Linked DNA regions of Homo sapiens: region 1 is linked to region 2. The links are chromatin loops, found by intact Hi-C in ENCODE. Cell type or tissue: dorsolateral prefrontal cortex. All regions are shown on one strand. Each heading gives the region's core, and the rest is flanking DNA. Links, peaks and the distances in the headings are about the cores only.

Region 1 (4,404 bases), core at 278-4,277, 78 kb after region 2:
GCCCACCTCGGCCTCCCAAAGTGTTGGGATTACAGGCGTGAGCCACCGTGCCTGGCCGTAATTACTTTATATTTTATACATTTATCTAGTTTCCTTTCTGTTGTTATTTTCCATATCTCCAGGATTTGACTTTTTGAAACAGTTAAAAAAAAGAATACTTTGTAACAATGCTGTTTAACATCTGTTAAATTTAGAATGGGACATTTAGTGTGTCCCGTTCTAAATAGAGGGCACTGCTTTCTGAATAAGGCAAAAATAATTGTATGACTTAACCAATAAAGGAAATTAGATTCTTGATTTTATATTTAATGTCCATGCTGTTATAATAAATTGCATTAAATTTATATTTATCCATTAAGTTGATATATTTTCGTCAAGTGAATTACGATTTCTAAAGGTTTATAATTTTCTCGCAAGTAATCCTTAGAAAAAATAAATCTGAATATTAAGTTTAAGCTGCAGGGAACTTCTGTTATTCCTGTTTGTAATTTGTTGTCAGTTAACAGCTCTAATCCATAAGTGTATTTTTTTTCCTTCATTAGAAAAATAACAAGTTACAAAAGTGCTTAATGCACTACACTATAAAAACAAAAGAATTTAAAGGAGTTTGAATGTAATTGTCTGCTCTCAAGTAATCATAGTTGGTTAGATATTGAACAACTACTTACAAATAAAACAGAATTCACTACCTTCTAGCTTATATAATTTGAAAAGAAATTAGAATATTAATTATTTCATTTTCTATTTGAGTGTTCTCTTTGGTTCTGTAGTCAACAGAGCTCTCAAAATCTATTCATGTAATGCAAACATGAGTGATTTTTCATAAAACCATAATGACAATAGTGAACAGAATAAAGGGCTTATTTCAATAAGAGCACTTGTATCCATTTGATAAATAATTTGTTTCTGTTGAAAATCTTTATGGCATTATTTACTTAACAAGAGACAGGCAATATTAATGACTGGGGCATGATGGAATTAGGAAATGCAGGAAGAGAGTTCTTTCTTATATTCTAATACTTTATTCCTTCAGCATCAATCCTGTAAATTTAATGGGGTAGCATTTGAAGTAGAAAAGGAAAGCTAAATCATTGTCAGATGAAATAGATTTGTCATAAACAACTTGTTTTCTAAATGGTGGTAAATCAAGATGCAACTTTAAACAAAAACAACAAAAAGAATATTAGAGTTGGATTTGTTTAATTACTGGCAAAATGTTTTTCCAAGGAATAGGTGAAGATGTGCTTACTCATTTCCATGAGAACCAGAGATGCTGCTTATGTATGGGATAATCCAGAATCAATCAAGCCCATAGAACCAAGGAGTCAGATATCTCCTGAATTCTTCACTTAAAAAAATGAGGAGGATTGCTGGGTGCGGTGGCTCATGCCTGTAATCCCAGCACTTTGGGAGGCCGAGGCAGGCGGATCATGAGGCCAGGAGTTCGAGACCAGCCTGGCCAATGGTGAAACCCCGTCTCTACTAAAAATACAAAAAATTAGCCGGGCATGGTGGCGCGCACCTGTAATCCCAGCTATTCGGGAGGCAGAGGCAGGAGAATCACTTGAACCTGGGAAGTGAAGGTTGCAGTGAGCCGAGATAGCGTCTCAAAAAAAAAAAGGGGGGGAAATACTTTCAAACGAGCCTCACCTGTTTAAGGATGAAAAATGTTTCCATTTGGTTTGCCTTAGTAGGCTTCTTATTTTATGTTATTTATGTGGAAAACAAGAGGCTCAGAAGACTTGAAGTTTAGGGAGGGTTTGTAAGTCCTGACTGCTTGCCATGGGCTTCTGTTAAAAGCATTAGCTTAAGCTTGAACCAATGCTAAGTCAGGAAGTACAGATATCAAACATACTATGTATGGTAATGTGCACAGATCAGTCTTCAAGACATACTCATTTGTGCCATCTCAACGTTGTGAATACATCTGAGTGGAATTGAGTCTCTTGTGCCCTCAACTTTTAGGACAATTTTTGAAAGACAGTAGAGATTACATATTGGAAAATGTATTTGATGGGATGTGTTATTTATACCCAGCCACAAAGTTCAGTGAACTCCAAATTGACCCCTAGGACAATATTATACTCCCCTCCCCCCTTTGCTGATATGATATGTTTTCAAGATTTCCAGTACCTTTAGATATGTCTGTGTGATGGGATTGGCTAGGAAGCAGAAAGCACAGAACCAATTACTCATACTGTTTCCTTTGAGGATTAGACACAATGACACTATATAATTTTTCCCTCTCTCTGGTGTCAGTGACCTTGTAATGATTTTGTCTGTACTATAAAAACAGCAATATCCTCTGGGAACATCTGAGTATTTCCTCTTATCTCCACATGAGGGACCTCTTGGGCGGATTCCCAAATTAACAAAACTGATTATTTTGTTAAACAATTTAAATTCTCAGATTTATTTGAAACTGTTTTGAACAGACTCTTCTCATATGAAACTCTTTTTTTTGGATTCTCACAGCGTATTCCATCAGGTGGGGATGGTAAGACACTGAAATTTTTTGGCCAGTCTATCCACGGAGAAATGGATTTAAATGGTGACGGTCTGACAGATGTGACTATTGGGGGCCTTGGTGGTGCTGCCCTCTTCTGGTATGTATTTTAATAACATCCTGTTAATCTGAGACTGGGTCACTTGCAGAGCTCCCAGTGTGATTGGAGCTCATGTCATACCAAATATCTATTTCCTTTTGTGTTCCACTATGCAAATACAAGTTATTCAGTTGAGTGAGCTGGAAGAGTCAATACATCTTAAGAACAAAGAAGCTATATGAAAGAAACAAGTAGAATGAACTCTTAATTTGGTGTGTCTATTATGTGGTTTACACTAAAATAGGTATTCTGTTTTAGGAGAGGTATAGGGGAAGAGAAGATCTTATAGAGGATGTATATAAACAAGAAAATATCCCTAATATTTGGTTGCTTACAAGGTTTTAGAGATAATCGACTTTGTATTCATTTACCTGATACATAGAAACAGATAATCGCGTAGCACTCTCTGACTCTGTTTATATTGTTGGTCAAGCCTAGAGGCATCTTAAGTAATATCTTCGCTCAGCCTTTAAAATGCCTAAATCCCCAAATTGGCCCAGTTCTTTCAGATACATACATTCATAATGCTTTATTAATTATGAATAAATAATAATTTAGTAGGCAAAAATAATTATTGCTTACTAAATATCCTATCTCAAAAACTAAATATCCTATTTCAAAAACTGTTCTGTTTGAAAGAAATTACTAGGAAGTCAAGAATCAACTTAATGAGAAATCCACATGATAATTTTGAAAAATATATAATAAATTTCATTAAGAAATATAAAGGAAGGGTTTCATAAATAAAATCTATTTATGCCAGGTGACTTTATGGGAAGTCCGCATGTTGATTCTCCTAAATTAATGCATTGGTTTACTGTAATTCGGGTGGAAACATACATCAATGCTCTTTTTCCCAAAAATCTACCTAGAAGAGTAATAAAGTATAAAAGAAAGGTGAAGATAGAGAGGTGAAAATAGATGACTTTGCTATAATTTAAGATAATGCTTAAGAACTAATGGTCAAATTAAAATGGTACAGTAAATTGTGCACATACAATAATCACTATTTAAAAAAAAAACCTTTACAATAGAGGGGAAAGAAGACTGAAGGGTGATACCTAAGAAAAGGGAATATTAGGCAGCACAGTGGCTGGGACTTTGGGGAGGACTCACCAGAAGCCAAGGCTCAAAACCAGAAGTCAGCAGTGTCAGGGACAATGGATATACTTCAATTTTGTTTGAAATGTTAATCCTGAATTAGTTTATTATGCTCCCTTTAGCTCACAAATATTTATTGTATTAATTCTCATATTAAAAATATGTTTTCAGGGTTTTTATGCTCCAGTTTTGTTTCAAGGCTTTCTTGCAAAGCTTTGCAAACTTATTTATGGCCTCTCCTGCCCCAAATCAAGGCATTGATGGCCCAAAATGATAGTCATTTCCCTATCATAGTCCAGGCTCCACTGACAGCAGAATGGACCAAACCGATATACTGGGACACGAAGACTAAGATTCACAATGCCTAACAAGAAGTGAGAGTGGATACAAGTGACAGATGATAGGAAAAACGTTTGGAAGCAAATAGTGAGAGTCTTGTCATGAGACCTGGACTGACTCCCAAGAAAGATCTGGCTGGGGCAGAGAGGATGTGTGGGGTGGACAATGGTCGAGGCAGCTTCATGCCTGGAGAATCCATATTACTAAGCAGGAAACTAGGCATGTTCATTCATTGCTGATGAAAGGGTAAACTGGCTAAAACTCATTCGAAGGTCTTTATCAATAAGTGTTTAAAAGCATTCCAATGTTCCTACTTTTTACCAAGGATTTAACTTCCTAAAAATGTAAAGATACAATC
Region 2 (4,404 bases), core at 326-4,325:
GAGAGAGAGAGAAGAAAGAGAGAGAAAGAAGAAAGAAAGGGAGAGAAAGAAAGACAGAAAGAAAGAAAAAGAAAGAGAAAGAAAGAAAGAAAGAGAAAGAAAGAAGGGGAAGGAAGGAAGGGGAAGGAAGGAAGGAGAGAAAGAGAGAGAGAGATCTGGTATCCCTTTCTTTTATTATAAGGACAATGGTCCTATCAGATTAGGGCCCCAGTGGTTGTGATTTCATTTAACCTTAATTACTTCCCTAAAGGCCCTATTTCCAAATGCTGTCACTTTAGCGGTTAGGGCTTCAACATATGAATCTCAGGGGACACAATTCACTCTATTGAGTGAACGCTAACTATTATACAAGAGTTCATAACTGAGAGAAGGACAAAGAAGAAAGGTAGAAGAAGGATAAAAGAGAAAGTAGAAGGACGTAAAAGGCATTCTGAGTTGAATCAGTTCTGCACAGGGGATTTCTGGGATATCCCATACAATACTTCCACTTACTTTTTTTGGGCCAGTATTTAGTCGTACAGCTATGCTATCTACCTGTTGTCTTCTGGCTGTGTACACTGCTGCCCCAAGTAAAGATTTTATTACTAATGAAAAAAACGGATATTAAGAGCTAATAAGCCTTCTTAATCATATCCAGAACTGTGCTAGGCGTTGAGAATGAGAATATAAGTTCTTATTTTTAAGTACTCTAAGGAATTCCCAGTCTAACAGGAGACTAGTACATGTAAACCAGTTACCTTTAATATAAAGCGATACATCCTATGGGATAAATGTGTACAAGTTCTGCAAAAACAGAGGAAGAATGATTATCAACGGGGGAGTTGGGGAGAGTTCACCAGGCTAAGAATTGAAGAAAGGAATTTCCAGAAGTGGGGAAAACTTTAGCAGAAGTTCGATTGAGAATACAAGATGTTTCAGGGAACTGCGCATATTGAAGGGTGGCCATTACTTGACATTCTGAGCCAGAGTAGTAATGAGATTGGAAAGGTCAAATGAGCCCTCATTTTAATGGGTCTAAAATGGTGCTTAAAAAGTGGGACAGCATTTATTGGGTGATGAATTTATAGATGTGTGTGTGTATATATTTTGATACAAGAAACCCTTCTGAAGAAATTAGTTATTAGATTCCATTGATGTCACAAGGTGTTCTTTTTGTTGTTGTTATTGGTTCGTTTGTTCTAATTTCTGCCCTTTTCAAGATTCAAATCACAACTTAAAAGCAAGGAGTTGCAAGAATATATGGAATGGTGAGAAATGATTGATGTTAGAAAGCTTTCGAAAATTGCAATACATAAGGAAAATTGTCCAATGCACATTCTTATTTATCTGCATTTATCTTTCTATATCCTGTTGAACTTTGCCGATAATTGTAGAAACACCTTGGCATTTCTTTCTTCCATCTTTATATTTTCTTGATATCATTAGAAATAGATGTTCAGTCTACCTCTTGCATGCTGACCAATCCTAAATTGGGCGATGACCTATTTATTTTGCATCTTCCCTGAATGCTTAATCTTCATGAACTAGAAATGGCCAGTAGAAAGTCAGTAAGTGTTACTTAATTTACTTCCGTATTTATTAAATTTCTCCCAGAGTAAGGAATTATGAGTTCCTGGAGCAGCACATGTGTCTCTTTCTTACAGAAAATTTCAGTTCCATGGTGAGGATTATTTGCACATCTCTGAAGAGGCAATGGTCCATCCAGACAAAATAGCACAGAGCCAGTACATAAAATAAGAAAGTGGACTGTGGACAAGTCCTGACAAAATTATGGAAAGAGGAACTAGTGAAAATTCTAGCAAGTCAGTATCTTTTCTGGCCAGTACATTTGTGTAAGCAAATTGAACTTTAATCATAATATAGTGCCAATTTGATTTCCAAAATCTTTGTCTTTTTTTGGTCCCGCCTTGGAAGTTGAATCTCAGTCATGTACACCAGAATATGAATGCGAGATGACAGCTCCCATAACAAATCACCCTTGGCCAGATTTCCGCCACTTGGTTGTTCATTTTGCCTACCTCTGAAATTAGCAAATCTCTGCCTTTGTCTACTTGTGCCTTCTCAGATCTGCTGCTCCTGGCCCATTCCTTGATCTCAATGTGGCTGAAAGTATTAAGATTTTAGAGCATGTATAAAGATAATAAAGGTCATTCAATCAAGCTCTTCTATTTTGTGCATTTTTTGCTTCTCTAAGAAGCAAGAATGGCACTGTGATTTCATTGTTGAAATAGTTAAGAAAATAGGGGACAATTTTGATAAAATTAGAAAATCTTAGAGAAGTATCCTGTTACTACGTCTTCAAATGTATAATGATAATTATACAGGAAAATTTAAAGGCATTTTTATCATAAAATGCTTCAAGCAAACGAGAAAATTATGAGGAATAATATATCAAATAGCAATGTGCCCTCTACCCAGCTTTGCAAAATCTAAACATTTTTCTGTAATTGTTTATTTTTCATAAGAAATAAAACTTTATTAGGATTTTTGAGAAAGTCCAGTAAAGACCAAACCTCTTCCTCACTTGAGATCAGAACCAATTGGGAAATGACAAAGAATCAGACTGATGAATCAGCATGGCTGATGAATTAAATTCCCACTACTGAACCGTAGAGGAGGCTGTCTACACTCCAGCGCCAGCCGAGAGCCTGACACTGGACGAACAAAGCAAAGCATTTTCTTAACGTAGGCAGGCTCAGTTCTAAAAGAAAATGAGAAAGAGAGGATGGGGCTGGCCACACAGTGTCTCCTTCCAGACTCACCAATCAATTAGTGTGAAGGAAGGGCAGGTTGAGAAATAGCCGAGAAGTATTACAACCGGTGAGGCACTCACCCCATGGAAGGAAATGTCAGAAGTGGAAAGTTAGCATTTCCCTCTAAAAACATATAAAGTTAAAGCCATGTTTTTATTCCCTTTTAGACCCTATTTTTTCCTCCCCTTCTCCCATGCAAATGTAACCTCTACCCTGAATTTTAAGATCCTTATATATAACAAATACTTAGTCACTAGTGTTGTGATTCTAAGTATCAGAATGCTTCCATTTAAGGGAAATATTGGCTGCCGGTTCTTGGGGATATTGACTATAACATCTGCAGTTACTTCAGTTTCAAGATACTCTTGTAGACTAATGGAAAGAATGTAAAAGATGATGCTACTAGATAGAAATAGAGTTTGGATCGAAGGATGTTACTGCCCAACTAATGTTCTAAGTGCTGAAAGATCATCCTGGTCTTAGCAACAGCAATTATAACTAAGAAAACAAAGTTTAGAGTTATCTCAAAACAGAAAAGAAAGCATCAAAAAGTTATCTCTTTCCTCTGAAACAAAAATAAGCATTCTAGTGACCCTTGCCTTCTGAAATATTTCAACATTCCAAGCTACTGAGACTTTTCTTATTTTCTTATAAACAAACTTTAATGCCCTTTAAAATACTTTCTGATTTCTTTTCTAAGCGTTTTCAGGTGAATAACAAGTTACATTCGTTTGGCTTATTTTCTCTTCATAAAATGGACAAGTTTTTAGTTGAGCAGAGGAACCGAAAAACTTCTGAATGAAGGAAATATTTGGTAGTGAATGATATAATGGAAAATTGCTATAATAAGTAGCTGGGAAGAAGCAAGGAAGGGAGAGAAATTATACAGAATCATTTTAGTTTAAGTGGCAGTGTATGATTAGAAGCAGTACTGAGACATTGAGAAAAATAGTCTATTACATACCATAGGAAAATCAACAATGGCATCTCTGAATATGGAATTGCTAGTTAAAGCTACTAGGTGACTCTAGGATGGACAATTTTTTTTAATAGGTTTTTGGTTTTGGTTGAGGTACACTGTCAGAGTGTGCACAGTATTTCATTTTGTTAGTTAGCTTCATGAAGACCTTAATTTATTAATGTTAATGATTGACCACTTGTGTGTTAAACCAGAAAGTATTTAGTCAGTTGAATTCCATCACAAAAGAAATGTTATGAATCCGTATATTTTGCCTCCTGTTTCTGAGAAATATGGCAAATAAAAAAAGAGAGGTCAAACTAAATCTAATACCTCTTTAAGTCCCACAGCAAAATAAAACATAGGTAGGCCTCATTTTATGTTTTGATTATGTCTTGAAAACCTTGTATACAAGTTAAAACATTTGTAAAAGTCTAGGCATGCTTCATTTTTGAAATAATGTGGTAGATAACTTAAAATGCCAGTAATTATTTTCCAGTCTAAATAATCACAACATTGAGTCAGGTGTGGTGACTCACGCCTGTAATCCCAGCACTTCAGGAGGCCGAGGCAGGCGGATCACTCGAGCCCAGGAGTTCAAAACCAGTCTGGGCAACGTGACGAGCACTTTTCTATACAAAAAATACAAAAATTAACCAGGCATGGTGGCATGTGCCTCTGGTCTTAGCTACT

What was found. A loop is a pair of places that touch in the nucleus more often than their neighbours do. Peaks named below come from ENCODE experiments on the same cell type or tissue, not always from the same donor. Only the 100,000 strongest peaks of a DNase experiment are listed, where the experiment ranks them.
Region 1: it touches region 2 in a loop (7-fold over the local background); 2 of 110 quality-filtered maps call a loop at or near these places.

What each region holds. Positions count from the first base shown.
Region 1 is chr5:52,912,989-52,917,392 of GRCh38, forward strand. It overlaps ITGA1 (integrin subunit alpha 1), which reads left to right. Exons shown (of 29, transcript NM_181501.2): 15 at 2,476-2,606. Among named protein-coding and RNA genes, the nearest start is that of ITGA2, 74 kb to the right of the region's middle. In dorsolateral prefrontal cortex, for the core only: CTCF peaks have their summits at 2,541 and 2,741; a DNase peak (open chromatin) is centred at 2,593; H3K4me3 peaks cover 422 bases; H3K27ac peaks cover 491 bases.
Region 2 is chr5:52,834,585-52,838,988 of GRCh38, forward strand. The region is part of intron 1 of ITGA1 (integrin subunit alpha 1); the gene reads left to right. Among named protein-coding and RNA genes, the nearest start is that of PELO-AS1, 36 kb to the left of the region's middle. In dorsolateral prefrontal cortex, for the core only: no CTCF peak of the experiment used is centred there; a DNase peak (open chromatin) is centred at 2,657; H3K4me3 peaks cover 531 bases; H3K27ac peaks cover 1,846 bases.